Regions from separate parts of the Mus musculus genome. Here region 2 is linked to region 1. Evidence: chromatin loops called from intact Hi-C (ENCODE). Cell type or tissue: left cerebral cortex. All regions are shown on one strand.

Region 1 (8,000 bases):
GGTCTTACAAACTGTCTGAAGCAAAGCATTTCTAAAGGCAGGCATGGTGCATTCCTATAATCCCAGAACCTGGGAAGTAGAAGCAGGAGGGCTGAGTTTGACATTAGCCTGGTCTAGATGAGAACATGTCTCATGAAGGGTATAGCCGGCATGGAGGTACAGAGGAACTCTAACTGCTTTCTCGTGAGTAGTTCTTCATAATACTGTAAAGTGTAAAGATAATAGTAAGTAGAGTACTCCATAGTAGCCTTGTTTGGTTTTCTGGGCTGGCTTCCCATCCATTTCCGCCCAGATGAATTCAGTGAAGGGCTCTGCCCTGTAACATACTGACTAAATGACAAAGGGCAGTTCTGTGCCTAAGGAGACCCCAACTGAGCCAGACAGAGTTTCTGTCACCACTCCACAGTACAGACTTAAAGTGTGCTAGGTAGCATGGGAGGATACCAAGAAGTAGGTCTAGTGGGTGGCACCCTAGGTGGCATCTTTTGAGCTCCAGTAAAAACAGGAGTGAGTTACCAGGGAAAGGCATGAAGTGTGAGTGACAGAAAGGAGCCCCAACATAGGCTTGTGTGGAAAGGTGAGGTAAAGAAAGAGATGTGGGGCAGCAACCAGGTAAAATAGCATTTTTTTCAAAAGCCCCAGGTATGAAGGCTGAGGTTCAGAAGGAGCCTAGGAGGAACGGTTAGAGGTCACTGGGGTTCCTGTTTGAAAGTCTTCCCAGTCTTCAGAGAAAGACTGGGGAAAGTAGTGAGGGTAGCGCCACAAACTGAAGAGGAGAAACGGTTTGAGACAGTTCACAGAGGCAACATGCAGACTGAGGAAGCAGATGCCACTACAGGTGTGGACTGAACATAGATAATTTCTGTGTCTCCACTTAGCAGGACACAGCCATTTAAACTCTACCGCACGGCTAAGCCTGAAAGGTGTTTGCTCTCTCCAGGGAAGATTTTATAATAGAAATATTTAGCATAAAGAGAAAGAAAGGCATGTGTTAAGGTAAAAGAGGAGTGTGTGCCATTCTAACAGGTCAATAGGCTAGTAAGATTGCAGATTTCAAAGAGAAGGGCATATCTTCCTCTGAGATAGGGAGTCCTCTGAAAGGGGTTCTCCTAGGCCCCCTCCAGGCCCTCACAGGAAATGAGCTGAATGCTGACATTTCCACCTTAATTCATATCTAAACTTTAATTCATAACTTTAGCCATACCTAAAGAAAGAGGCAGGAGCTATGAGGGCTTAAGAACAAAACAGCAATGGACTGTTCGTAAGGAATTCACCAGTAGTAAAGACGCAAAACATGGACAGGCACAAGGGCATGTGGAAACTTCACACAGGGCCCAGCAAGACAATGACCGCTCCACGGGAGAGAAGCCATGGACAATAGTGACAAGTGTGGGCAGACATGGCTGAGCAGACCTCACAAGACCACTTGACCATAGGCAGGCTTTGCAGGCAGTTAGGACTGGGCTTTGCAGACATCTAGATCAGACAGGCAGAGCATATATGGCCAGCAGGCTCCTTTGAAGTCAGTTGTCTTGACTTCCCCATCACTCCTAACCCCACATGTCTCAGCAGACAAAGGATGGAACAATAAGGACCAGCCTCCCTGGATGCCAGTAGGCAGTGTCCTTGTGCCCTGGGGACCAGCTCTCTCATCTTCCTATTTGTTAATTTCATGTGGTAAAAATGCAGGGATCTAATTATTCCTGTTCATTCTACTGAAAGCACAAAAGATTCTAATTTCCTAGGTAAACGTGATTTATTTTAAAAATGAGATTTAAAGTTTGGCTCACTCACATCAGACTTTCACAATCCCATGTGTTTCCAAAGCACAGGCATGTTTTTTTTTTTTTTAAACGCCCAGGCTATGTGCTGTTACATGGCTGATCGGCATCCAGTGCTTATCTATGGGATACACTAGGGTGGCCCTTGCTTCTGTCCCACATGGGACTATTCAGTTATGGCGCTCTCTGACCCCCATGGCTCCCTGCCAGTGCACCCTGCTTTGCATGCCTGAGGACAGTCATACAATCTTCTTTCTCTTCCCACATATATTTCCTGGTCATGCACATCACAGACGTTTGTAGTTTGTCTTAAACTAATCTAGCCTGTTAAAACAATTGCATATTGTATTCTCAATATTTCTCTCTTTTAATGCTGGGCTATTTGTTTTTTTGCCTCTCCTTTGTCAAGTTCTTGCCATGCATGAAAATGTTCTCAAGTGTCCCACTCCAGGCTGCACAGGGCGAGGGCATGTGAATAGCAACAGGAACTCGCACAGAAGGTAAGCCACACTCTGCTGGGGTCTATGCTAGAAGAAGCCACCCACAGCCCTTCCCCATGGTAGCTCTTTACTGCTATGCAGCCCCTCCCTTCCAAAGGAGAGCGGCAGACCTCACACATTGCTCCTGGAGAGTTGGTCATAGCACGTACAGAAATGTCAAAGGGTCAATTGCCCGTTTTTGAAGACTTAATTTCTTCAGTTATGTTGCCTCCTCTAGTATAATAGAGCACTGTTCCCTCACAAAGTCACCTACTCAGTACAGCATCTAAGATGGAACCCATAGCCACTTACAATGAAAGAGACCAGAAGGAATCCAGCAAGTTTCTCTAACCTTCTCTCATAGGAGAGGCTGTCTGTCACTTACCATTCAGGGTTGTGAACTAGAACCCAGCAGGGCAAATACAGAGGACTAACTTGGCTGCTCTTGAATTTGATGAGTCCCCTGGCCATCAGCATCAACATCATTAAAATATGAGCAGATGTCCAAACGCATCTGGCAGGGGTACACCAGTGAGGACGCGGCTCCAGGTCAATGGCTTTAACTGGACTACTGCTGAAAATATACACTGTCAGAATTGTACTCTTGATAGTGTTCCAGCTTTCTTCCCCATCCTCTTCAGACATTATAAGAGTCACTAAGTTCCTCTCAAAATCTAGGTGATAGCAGATCACTTCTTTTGCAGTAGCAAAATGTAACTCGGTTAGATCTGTCTTGCCACAGCTTAGATTTCTTCTTAAATGGGGGAAGGAAGCTGTAAAAGCTCTCTTAATTTTTACCTCACTGGTTAGTCACAACAAGAAGCTTGGTTACCAGTGTCAAGTTTATAATAAAACAGACCACAGCTCTATGCCCTGCAGAAGGTCTCTGGTACTGAGTCTGCAGGAGCTGGCAGCGATGCAGGAGATCCCGGCTGAGTGCTGTGCAGAGCCCACAGTGTCAGTTCCTTTTTCTGCCATCAACACACGTGTACACATGGATGGCCACACACACGGAGCTAGAACACACGGAGGCAAGCATGCAGATACTATGACTTCCTGTGGAAGCAGCTCAAACAAAGAGGCCTCAGTGTTCCCTCTGCCATCCTGATCCTGCTGCACTAGTTAAGAATCACATTTGCCTGAAGTCCTGGAGGTATTCCTGCTGTACCTCCCTTTCTTTGCCCCTCCTTTGGTGAGCTCAAGTCAGAATCCCTGAAGCCTTATAGATAGATACCTCTGGTATCAGCTCAGAGTGCCACCTTCTGGTATAGCCAACTAACTGCCACTCTTGAGTCTCAAAAACTCCTTCTCTAGCTGCTACTGCCTGACCTGCAGAAATGGCCAGCACTCCAGCATTTCTGCCTGAAAGTTTAACCAGCCTGTGTTGTATTTGCTTCCTGGAATTTGGCATACTCATCGGACAGGCCTGGTGCTGTCTGTCATAAGAGCTATATGCCAGAGCCCAGGAAATATATAGTACCAGGCAGGCTGGGAAATTCTCCTACCTCCATCTACCTCAGGGTCATCTTAGCTGGATGAAGGACAGAACATGGTGAATGTTATCAGTGTGTGGCAAGCCATTTGAGACCATTCAGTTAAATCTATCTTCTGTCATTGTAGCCTCTCTGGATGCCCCATTGCTGCTGCAGAAAAACTGGCAAAGGCCCAAGAGAAACACCAGAGCTGTGATGTGTCCAAATCCAACCAGGCCTCAGACCGAGTCCTCAGGTACTCAGCCGAAGTGTGTCATCAAGGGATTTCTCTCAGAATCTATCCTGACACAGAGCAGAGAGAGTGTTGGAGATGCTCCATGGAGTAGATGTGTTCTTGAAGGAGGGAAGGAAGCTATGCCAGATTAGAAGCTGAGTCCTGTGCCCTCAATCCTGAGAGAGTATGTAGAAGTCTGGTGGTCAGTGTAACTCCAGTGGCTCAGCATGACTTCAGCAGTCAGAGAACTGGATGGAGTTCTATGATTTGTAGTCCTGACAATTCATAATTCTATGAATGCTAACTAAAATAGAAGTTTTAGAAATCAGTAATGTTAGTAGCCCATTATAATTTTATCCCAGTTTGAAGCAAAGTACAGCACCTGCTTATGGGTGGCACGGGGCCTTTTTAAAAATGCAGGAATGACAAATGCCACATTCCCTGTGCTTGGAAGTTTTCTGTATGAAAAGCCATCAAAGCTGTCATCACCCCTTATCCTCACACACCCTGAGATGTGGGTGGAAGTAGGTGGCATCACTGCCGCTTGACAGGCAAGACAGAGCACAGGGGCTCACGACTACCTGACTTAGCACTGCAGGTTAAAGTGGAAAAGTGCCGAGGAGCAAGACTGAACCCCGTTTTCCAAAATCAGGAAGATGTTTATAGGTAGAAGACGACATCTACGTTCCTCACAGACTTCACACACATCTCATGAAGTCTGTGACAGTCCGTGTATTTCTGCTTTCTTACTCTCGTGACAATGTCTCCCCATAAAATGCTATCATCGTCATGTTCTCATTTGAATATACCCAGTTCCGTGGATGTTGTACCACAGTCATAACTCTGTGCTAGCTCAGAGGCATACGGGCTGTCTCTAAAGAGTAATGATGAATAGTTTCCCATAGATACAGCATTTGGCTTCTACTATAGGTATTTCTTTGGGATAAGTTACTTAGAGAAAATTACTAGGCAAGAGATAGACACATTTTGGTCCTCATTTAGTATTTTTTTTTTGCAATTAATTAAATTTCCTTTCTCCTTTGAGAAAGTTAAAAAGTGTATAGGAATTTTTATATATTTAAACAAAAATAAAAAACTAAATGTAGCTATAATCCCTCTTTTCCAAGATAATCCTTCTCTGACTTTTGATATTCTCTGCATTATGATGAGAACTTAGGTGAACCTCTTGTCTGCCTCTCAGTTTCCTATTTACTGCCACTATCCCTTTGCAGATATGACTGAATACTAAACAAGTTGTCCAACTTCTTCCCCACCTCTCAGTCCACTAATCAGTGGAGGATTCCCGCAATTCCCAAGGATGTTTAAGGAAGCAGAGTCCTTAGCCAAAGGAAATGTGGGAAATTGTGAAGGAAAATAGCTCAGCAATGTCACATTCTTATTCTAATACCACACCAGAAAAGGTGCTTTTAAAACATAAGCAAATAAGCCAGGCAATGGTGGCGCACGCCTTTAATACCAGCACTTGGGAGGCAGAGGCAGGCAGATTTCTGAGTTTGAAGCCAGCCTGGTCTACAGGGTGAGTTCCAGTACAGCCTGGGCTACACAGAGAAACCCTGTCTCAAAAAATCAAAACAAACAAAACAACATAAGCAACTAAAAGAAATGGCAAGTGCCATGTGAAATCAGGGGCAAATTATATCACTTTTTTTAAGTACTAAAAAATTATACCAAAATTTCAACAGTTTTAAATCTGAAAGAATTCTGGGTTATCGTCTCTTTTAGCAGTTTTTATATTTCCTAAATATGTTTTCCATGAATTAGAGAGGCTGTGGAAGTCAGACAAACACATGCAGGCCGAGCCTCAAGGACCCCCATCCTGGTCCCAGAGAGGACGTCCTTCGCGCTCTGACCTCCCACAAACCCTCACTGCGGTGGCCGCCCCAGCCCACCCAACAGCTTCCATTTCACACACCGGAAGTCCACGAAGGACTTCCCAGTCAGGTGCGCGCTGAGGTTTTCCCCACCTCAAGCTGAGACCAGGCTGCATTCGGGCTGATAAGCCTTGTCTCCAGTAGGCTGACTGCGGCCGTGTTTCCGGGGGGAACAGGCAGTGTTTCCGGTAGTCAGGCCGTACATCCGGCTAAGACCCAGGTCGTGTTCCCAGCTGAGGAGAGGCAGTGAGTCCGGCCGAGGGCAGGTAGTGAGTCCGCCCAGGAGCAGGCTGGGCATCCAGGGCTGGGCTGTCTCCCAGTTGGGTGCAGCAGCAGTGTTTCAGGATGACGAACCGGCAGTATTTCCCACTGAGGTACGGGCAGGATTTCCAGGTTTGAGCAAGGAAAAGTTTGTCATCTGTGATTGGCCTTTGTAGATAGACCGTGAGCCAACACTAACCACTAACGTGGTTCACCATAGTTTTGGTTTTGGTTTTTGTTCCCCTCGGCCGTAACACCCATTTTTTCATTTTTCTCGTTTGTTTGTTTTTTATTAGATATTTTCTTTATTAACATTTCAAATATTATCCCCTTTCCTGGTTGGTTTCCCTCCCCTATCCCCAACCCACCCACTCTCATTCCTGGCCCTGGCATTCCCCTGTACTGGGGCATTGAACCTTCACAAGACCAAGGGCCTCTCCTCCCATTGATGACCGACTAGGCCATCCTCTGCTGTATATGCAAGTTAGAGCCATGAGTCCCACCATGTGTTTTGTTTGGTTGGTGTTTTAGTCTCTGGGAGCTCTGGGGTTACTAGTTAGTTCATATTGATGTTCCTCCTATGGGGCTGCAAACCCCTTCAGCTCCTTGGGTCCTTTCTCTGGCTCCTTCACGGGGGACCCTGTGCTCAGTCTAATGAATGCCTGTAAACATTCACTTCTGTATCTGTCAGGCGCTGGCAGAGCTTCTCAGGAGACAGCTGTATCAGACTCCTGTCAGCAAGTTCTTGTTGGCGTCCACAATAGCGTCTGGGTTTGGTGGTTGTTTATGGGATGGATCCTCAGGTGGGGCAATCTCCCGCTGGTCATTCCTTCAGTCTCTACTCCACACTTTGTCTCTGTAACTCCTTCCATGGGTATTTTTCCCCCTTCTAAAAAGAATCAAAGTATCTACACTTCCTTCTTCGTGAGCTTCATGTGCTCTGTGAATTGCTATCTTGGGTATTCCAATCTTCTGAGCTAATAATATCCACTTATCAGTGAGTGCATATCATATATGTTCTTTTGTGATTGGGTTACCTCACTCAGGATGATATCTTCCAGATCCATCCATTTGTCTAAGAACTTCATAAATTCATTGTTTTTAATAGTTGTGGAGTACTCCATTGTGTAAATGAATCACATTTTCTGTATCCATTCCTCTGTTGAGGGACATTTGTGTTCTTTCCAGCTTCTTGAGGTCTTACTTTTTGGAAAAAAGTTTGATATAAATGGGAAATAGAATGATCAATAACCCCTCCTGAAATTAAGGGCCATTTTACGTAAATACACTGTTCAAAAATGGTGGAAATATGGGGATACCTGCCTGCAAGGACTTTTAACAATATTTTACCTCAGAAAAAGTTTAAGACTTGAGATTGAGATGTGCAAACACCTATCGGTATCTATTATACAGAACAAAAATTGCTTAAAGAGTATAAGGGCACCAATGTTTAACTTAATTCTTTTGTGTTTGAGGTGGTTTCCACTTTTAAAATAGACACAGACACATTAGTAAAGGAATAAGAATCAAAACCCCCTCCATTTAAATATTTTATCCCAAAGTCTAAGATAAAGGACTACTAGATAAAGAACATTGAAGGAACATGAATATTTATTTGCTCATAGGTTCTCCTACAATTCTATTTTAATGCCCAACTAGATAAATTCTGATACAGTTTTGTCTCATTCTGTGTTCCTATGTGTGTCTGTTTCTTAGTTTTAAGAGTCCGTGTCATTGTCATTGTATGATTCCTCTACTCTTTGTAAACCCCACAAACGCAATGCCTATAGACTGAATTCTTCCTCAACTGCCTGTGTCATGTCTTACCGACATTCTTTCTGAAAGTGAGATAAAATGATACAATACATTTTAAGTATTCT
Region 2 (8,000 bases), 160 kb before region 1:
TTTTAAACCAACAAAGCAATTGGGTTATGCCAGGCCCTTTTGATTGACTTACTCCTTGCTCTTGGGGAGGGTGGGGGGTGAAGAGCAATATTCTCCATCTCTCTGCAACTGCTCCTGAGTGCTGGGAATGGGTTTGCCTGTCAGGACAATTCTTAGCTACGGCTTGAAGAATTGAGCCGTTTCCGGATATCAGACACAATCTTGTTGGTGAGGAGCGGAAGAATTTAAATTCCTCACTCTTTGGAGACACGGTAACCCCTTGAAACCACAGAGGCAGGCTGCCTAAGGTTCTTCCGCATGCTCTGAAATGAACACAGAACCATGTCTGCACAGCCATCTCTTCAAATAGAACCGTAGGGGTGAAGGGCCTTACAGAAAAAAGAGGAGGAGGAACCCAGGCAATGTTGTAGATAGGCTTCCTGGAGATGTGCAGTTCATGGAATGGAAGGGCACATTAATTTTTTACCGGACATCTTGCACCTGTCCTCTCCAGGTCTCTCTCCACATTTTGGTGATCCCTGATCATCACCATTGTATGGTGATCAGGATTTGTCCAAAGAGCAGAATACCCAGTATGCTTCACTGCCCACCCGTGGCCCATCCACCATCTTCCCCCTTTCTCTCTGTGTTCCATTCATTCCTATCTTTAGTCAACATATGTGGTCCATACTCAGGGATGGCAACAGGCAGGCTGTTCTTTCCCTGCAATGTCACTAAGACAACTTAATTATTTACACAGAGAACTCAATACTTACAAACAACAAGGAGGACCCACTCTCTGTCCCAGGAGCAGAAGCAGGCAAGACGGGGAAGCTAAGAGCAAGGGAAGCTCTGAGGAGGTGCCATAGGTGTGCCTCAGCAGCCAAGTCTTGTGCTGGGATAATGGAAGGACCAGAAGGAGGGATGTACATGCAGTTCCTAATAAGGAGTTCCACAGTAGGTCAAAGAAGCTTGTGTCACAGCTCCGCCAGGGTGCAATGACAAACACAGGCAGGCACTTCTCAGTCATAGATACCAAAAACCCAAGAGCTGGGGGTCTGCTGAGGGCCATTTTCTGGCTTTCAACCTTGCTGTACCCACATGTGATAGAGTGAACACTTGTCTCTTTCTTACAGGATGTTGATCTCATCAAAATGTCCACACTCACGACCTCACCTAAGCCCAGTTTCCTCCCAAATGTCCCTGCAGGAGCTGGGTCTTCTTCAGTAGACTTTGCAAGGACAAGACTTCCATGGCTTTGCAAAAACAGGAACTTTCGGTTGATGGGGTATTGGGAAGCACTTTTCTTTTTTTAAATTCTCTTCTTTTGTTTTGTGGTCAATTGGCTTAAGTTTGTGGTGTGGGGTTAAACCCAGAACCGTACCATGCTAGGAACATGCTCTACTGAAGCTCCTTATAAAAAATGCTTTTCTCTTGAGATAGGTTCTCATTGAGTTACCTAGCACTGGACTTGAGTTCACTCGTGGAGCATTAGTTGGCCTTGAAATTTCAAACTTCCTGTGGCAGCATCCCCAGCAGCTGGGATTCCAGGCTTGTGCCCTGAGACCCAACCAAGTGTTTTGTTTTGTTTTGTTTTGTTTTGTTTTGTTTTGTTTTGTTTTGTTTTGTTTTGTTTTGTACTGGGGACTCAATGGGACCTGCATTTATGAGGCAAGCACTTTACTACTGAGCGACATCCCTAGTCCTGCATTTGTTTTCTAACCATAATAATCCATCTTATCTGGGAAAGTGGACTGAAGGTGGTCAAAGCACAGGGCAAGGTCCTCAGGTCTGCTGCAGTGGGGGCAGACTGGGAGGGTCTTCCATGAGGTATACACAGCAAGGAAGGACAGCTCACCTGGGGCTGAGACAGCAGAGAGAATGGTCATCCTACTGATAGCAACGGAAGGGACAGTGACAAGATGGACTGAATCCGGAACACTAGAGGCTGGGGGGTGTCGGGGTTTGATTTTGATTTTTTTTTTTGAGACAGGGTTTCTCTGTGTAGCCCTGGCTGTCCTGGAACTCACTCTGGAGTCCAACCTGAACTTGAACCCAGAAATCCACCTGCTTCTGCCTCCCAAGTATTTAAAGATGTGCACCACCATGCCCAGCTTAAGGCTTGGGGATTTTTAAGAGAAGGTGAAGGGTAATTTTTTTTTATCTATTTGGAAAGAAGGGTTAGAAAGGCTTAAGTCCATGAGAAGAGCAGGCTCAGTGATTATAGAAGACAGAAATTTCATTTTAAATATTGAACTACAAATGTTTACAAAATCATTCTTCTGTCTTTTCATTGCTTTGTCCCAGGATAATTGATTAGTCTTATATTTGTACAAATATGGCACCTATGTGTACTTCCAAGCTCTGTGCAGATGGGAGAGTCAGGGCAAGAGCTGAGAGACCACAGGCTGGACCTCAAATCCAGGCTTGTCTGATTGGGTCAGGTCTTCCCTTTAGGGTAGTGATTCTCAACCTTCCTCGTGCTGTGACCCCTTCCTCATGCTGTCGTGACCCCCACCCAACCATAACATTATTCTGTTGGTACTTCATAGCTGTAATTTGGCTGCTGTTACTAACTGAAATGTACATAGTTTTGGAGGTCAAGGTTTACCAAAGAGGTTGCAACCCACAGATTGTGAGCCTTTCCTCCAGAGGCTCTCTACGCCAGGCCCGCACATACACGGGAACCACCCAACAATTGACTATGGATTGCAGGGTCCCTAAAACCTTGATCTATATGTTTGTTTTTAAACTCAAAGCACACATGAAGATACTAACTGAAGAACTTTTGGGGTTTTGTCAGGTTTTGTTTTGTTTTGTTTTTTATTAATATGCACAATCATGGGTTTTACTATGGGACGTTCATGCATATTTGTTTTAATATCTTCTCCTACTCACTCCTCCATCTCAACTCTCTCCTGCTGCTTCCTCCCCCATCCTAACCCCCCCCCCCCATGAGTTCTTGTCTTGCGCTTCTATCACTCTCTTTCTCTCCCTTTCTGGAGACTTCTTTCTCCCCTTTCATGGTCTCCCTTCTAGCTCCCCAATCTTGGCCCATACATACATGCTTGCTTTTGTATCAGTTTACCAAGCAAAGGCCCTTGTGCTGCTGTTCCATTTCTGTGTTCCTGAGTTTACACTGGGCAAGCGTGAAGATGCTTCCTTCCTATTCCTTTGTGCTTTCACACACACACACACACACACACACACACACACACACACACACGACTTAGAAACAAAAGGGGTAAGAGCAAGGGTGACTTTATTGCCTTGATTAAGTTTGTTTTATTTTTTTCTTGCTAAATGCACTGTTTTATCAGATGCCTGAATCTACAAGTTCCCTAATTTGCCAGTGGAGCTGCCTGGTCTGACAGGAGCTGTGGGGAGGTAGCACTGTCTGGGTGGCCTCCCACAAGTCAGCACCTTCTTTTGCGGAGTTGTGATCCTCCTTGACCTTTCCGAAGTGTGTGCTTGGAGATGTGTATGCCGGTGACATTAGCCCACGGCTGTCGGCATAAGAAGCACTCCTGTGAGCATCCACCGCTTCGGAGGGTTTCCACAAGAACACAGTAGGCAGAAGAGCATGTCTCCTCTTCATCCTCACGTTTTCCAGTAATTATCAATTCTCGGTCAATATGAGGAAGGAAATTTGCTGCGAAGAAGAGGGGCTGAGTTTCCTTCAGATAGGAAGCACAGTGACTTCATTATAGTCTGAATTAGACGAAAGCCTCAGAGTTTCCAGCAGGGGGCAGTGAACACTCGAAGTGCAGCAGGTGCCCTGAAAACCTGGACTCTAAGCCACGTGGCTCTGCACTGGTAATCTTCACCTAAATGGGCTCCTAAGAGACCCAGAGCTCTGACAAAAGCACAGGCTTTCTTGGAGCCCTCTGGCAAACTGGAGACCCTGTGCTGACTGCAGGGAGCATGGCGTATAAAATAGCTCTCAGGGAAGGACTCCTGGGTGCTCATGGCAGAGTCTCCTCCCTAAACAGTGAATTAGAAAAGCCTTCAGTCAACGAAGCAAAGTGCCTTCCCATGATGTTGCTGTCACAAATCCTTTCCATGGCCTCAATATCAGCAGGGCAGTTTGTCTATTCCCCCTTACCCCTACGTCACAGGATAAACTCAGATCTATTAGCCAAGCTGAAAGTCTCTCTTTTAGTTCTTAGTACAATTTGCCATCCATTTATCTAATGGTGAGCATCCTTATACCCTTCATCTGTGAGTAAACTCTCCCGTGGACCTTTCGGCGGTAAAAGCCATCTTTCATAACAAAGCAATTTCACAGAGATGAGGCAATGTCTGCTGGGATTGTGACTATGCAAAGCTCTGACTGTTGTGCTCCCATTGTTGATGTGCTCTGTGCTCCCAGTGGCCTTTTCACAGAGTCCTCTAAGTAGCCCACGTCATGGTGCTAATAGACTGGTCTCTGTGGGTCTTTATCCCAGGGCTGCATGCAGACTGCAGGCTGTATGGTGGATCATCCTTTGCAGGTGTTAGTGGTTTCATTTATGTAAGGTTACAAAAGTTCGAGGAGGAAAACCCAAACATTATTGCTCTGGTCATGGGCTGTATCAAAAGGTTCCTCAAAGCCATTGCAACACAAATCAGGTCTCTTGAAATGAAGCTTTACAAATATTTAGAGACAATAATATGTTTCACTTTAAAACGCAACTGTCCCTCACTCAGCCTATGTGCTCAACAACAGAGGAGTAGATTAAAAAAATGTGCTATATATGCACAATGGGAATTTCCAGATCTAAAGAAAAAATGAAATTGTCGTTTGTCGAGAGAGAAATGGATATAACCAGAGATAACCATATCAGGTGAATCAAGTTCATCTCAGAAACACAAATGTCATGTTTTCTGTCATTTGTGGTTCCCAGATTTTATAGAGATACATAAAATCAAGTATAAGATGTTATATGAAAGTGGAAGGCAAACTTCCTAGTGAAGCAAAGATGACTCAGGGAGAGGCATGAGAGGAAATGGTAGTATAGGGAGATGTGGGAAGTGTGGTCAACACACATGCGTTTGCATGGAACATCCTATGAGACACAGTAGCATACACAATGTATACGATGAAATCTTAAATGAGTGTGTGTGTGTGTGTGTGTATGCATAGATGCATGTATGTATACATCAACTGTTTCTGTCAGTGCTTCTGATTGGAGTCCTGAACATATTTATGGAAAGAGATCCATGTGCTTCTCTGCCTGAGTTTCTCTTTGAAATTTCAAGAGCAGGATTAGAATGAACAAGGCAGGGAAGAGCTCCATCCACATCAAGAGCTTGTCTCACTCGCTCCTTGGCCCAGAAGTTCAAGTTTGCTCCCACCTTCTCATCGAAGTACCTGCATTGACACAAAACACTTTTGTGTCCCCGACAATGGGATTAAGCTATGAGGCTGTTCTGGAAACTTCCTTTTCTCTCCCTCTCTCACGTATTATAGGTGCCTCTCTGGCTCACAATAGCATAATCTATCTCATTTTTTAAAACAAGAGCCATGGAATGTTACATAGTGTGTTTTAACTTTGATTTGTAGTGCTATTCCCTTGTTAGTATACCACAGATGTGTTTCTGATGATGGTCACTCCAAAAGCAGTATCATAGACAGCGCTGTGATCGTATACCTGGACACCTACCTTTCATTTCTATCCCAGGAGAGACTCTGTGGTATGAGGCTGTGGGGCAGGGAGTGCTGCTCAGAATGGTGATCAGTGATGCAGGCATGGCTGTCCAGTATCCTGCCCATCTTGTGCTTAGCTATGCTGGCTGCTAATGACTTTCTGAATTCTTGTTGGTTTTGTTGGTGAGATTGTCAGCTTGCTTTACCGTGTGTGTCACCTGACAGAACATGACCTTGGGTATTCTTTATGAGATTCTCCTATCTTATTTCCACTTCTGTGACCTTTTTCTTGACCTTGATCTACTAGATGATATTCTTCTTGCCAAGTTTCATGCTTTCTACATTGGGAACGGTGATAGTTCTCACGTTGCAAGTGTTTCTTCCCTATCCACTTAGTCTGCTTACAAAGCATCCGAGCAGCTGGGGGCTTTTCTCACATAGAGATGCTTATTTTTTATGTAGCCAAATCTATCCATTCTGTGACTTCTTTCCTATGACATCTAGGAATTCTTCCTTGTCCTCAGTAATAATCATACCCACAGCTTCCCCAATGCACTTACAGCTTCTTAAAATATTGGCTCTTTACTAGATGTGAAGTGTGTATCTGTATATGTCGTTCCATGGTGGTCTGATACTAATTTTTCCATTGTAGATCCTCACATAGAATGTTTCCTTGAGAAAAGCCACCTCTGTGTACACAATGTGCTACACCTGTATCATATGATATTTTTCACATACAATGGACTATTTATAAGTTTTTGTATTTCCAAATGATCTTTTTTCCTCCTTGCTTCTGCCAATCCCATACTGATTTGGTAATATTGGCTCTATATTAAGTCTTCTTAGTTGTGCCCTAATATCAGCAAGGACATGGTCTCTGTCTAACAATTAACAGCCTATTTGTTGTGTACCTTAAGATGTAGTACCAGATATAGTACCCATATCCTGTTTACCTACTCAGAGACAGACTATAGACGAGTAACCTTGTACTTGAGATTGGAGCATTTTTAGTCACCTTACCCTTGTCCTCCAGGGGAAGCCCGTCTTTCCCCTCACGGATTCTGTGTATTCTATCCATGTTCCTGGCTGTCTTCATAGTGAAGAAGGGTTTTGTGCCATTTCTATATCCATATCTCAAAGACAAAAAGCAATGAGTAATCCTGGTGCATTTCTTCAGTCTGGCCACCTTGTGGAGTTCCTTTCCCCTTTTAATATTCTTGGGAAGAGTTCCTTCTGTTTTCCTGGTACGAGATCATTTCATATGCAAACAAAGCACATTCTCTTTCAATATTCATGCGAATATGTTAGGCGATTAACTCCCAGTGTTAACTGGAGCCCCACGAATGGAAGTGAGATAAGGACATCTCTCGTCCTCTTCCTGCTGCAGAGCCATTAATATTTCACATTTAATACAGCCTGTGCTACTGAATTAGGTAGATACTTGTATCCCCCTCTTTGTTTAAAATTGGCATAGAATTGTCTGTCGTTCTTCTATCACCTATACATACTTTTCTTTAGTTTCTTGGTATAACTAATGCCATGGATTTTACTTACACCAGCAGTAAACAAATGGACGTACATAGCTGGGCTACATTAGCTCACTCTATTGTAGCACCCAACAAGTTAGGTGCCATGAACACAATAGTTCCTGTGTGAGCTAAGAGTTTACAAAAGCTTTTATTGATGTGTAAGAGTGCGTGGCATGGAATCAAATTGGGAGCTAGAGCCCAGGTAGTTTGCCTCACTCTTTAAGAAAAGGATGTGATTTGGGTAGATGTGCCCTTAGAAATAATTACACATGGGCTATTTCATTCAGTCACCACTGCAAATGTGTTAGGCAGTGCTGTTAATATATTCATGTTTGAGAAACTTGGATGGACTTAGTGATTTGCTTAATTGCATGGAGCTAATCATTGATTCTATTGACTCAAATTTCTGCATACAAGGTTGGGCAAGTGTGGGTTGCCCTGTATGCATGAGGAAGTGAACCTATGTGGTGGACATTCTGGCCCAAAACATCAGAAAAAAGGGGGGGGTCTCTAAATTTGCCGTCACCTCATGCACTGCTTAGGGATCTAGAGGTTCATTAGAATTCACTTGGTAAATAACACAACTCAGACTCATAAAAGTTGTATTGACAGAAAGAATCTAGGCACAGCCAGGTGTGGTGGCACGTACCTGTGACCCAGCATTTGGGAAGTAGAAGCAAGATTTCAGAATTTAAGGACCACTTTAGCTAAAAAAGAAAGTTCACGATTAGTCTGGGTCACATGAGACTGTGTATCAAAAATAAAATTATGTTGCATGATTCCCGTTCAAGGAAAAGACCAAACTAATGGTGTTGGGAGTCTGAATAGTGGCTCCTAGCAGCAGTTATCAGGGGGCATCTTGA

The links. Peaks named below come from ENCODE experiments on the same cell type or tissue, not always from the same donor. Only the 100,000 strongest peaks of a DNase experiment are listed, where the experiment ranks them.
Region 2: it touches region 1 in a loop (7-fold over the local background); 21 of 42 quality-filtered maps call a loop at or near these places.

The regions. Positions count from the first base shown.
Region 1 is chr12:29,834,160-29,842,159 of GRCm38, forward strand. Myt1l (myelin transcription factor 1-like) reads left to right here. Exons shown (of 25, transcript NM_001093775.1): 12 at 2,191-2,281; 13 at 3,881-3,988. Among named protein-coding and RNA genes, the nearest start is that of Gm46346, 77 kb to the right of the region's middle. In left cerebral cortex, a CTCF peak has its summit at 3,532 (motif pointing left); DNase peaks (open chromatin) are centred at 3,482, 3,904, 4,504 and 4,733; H3K27ac peaks cover 348 bases.
Region 2 is chr12:29,672,382-29,680,381 of GRCm38, forward strand. The region is part of intron 3 of Myt1l (myelin transcription factor 1-like); the gene reads left to right. It overlaps C630031E19Rik (RIKEN cDNA C630031E19 gene), which reads right to left. Exons shown (of 4, transcript NR_046080.1): 3 at 6,629-6,729; 4 at 3,249-5,332. Among named protein-coding and RNA genes, the nearest start is that of C630031E19Rik, 10 kb to the right of the region's middle. In left cerebral cortex, CTCF peaks have their summits at 3,724 (motif pointing right), 3,927 and 6,809; a DNase peak (open chromatin) is centred at 3,738; H3K27ac peaks cover 1,397 bases.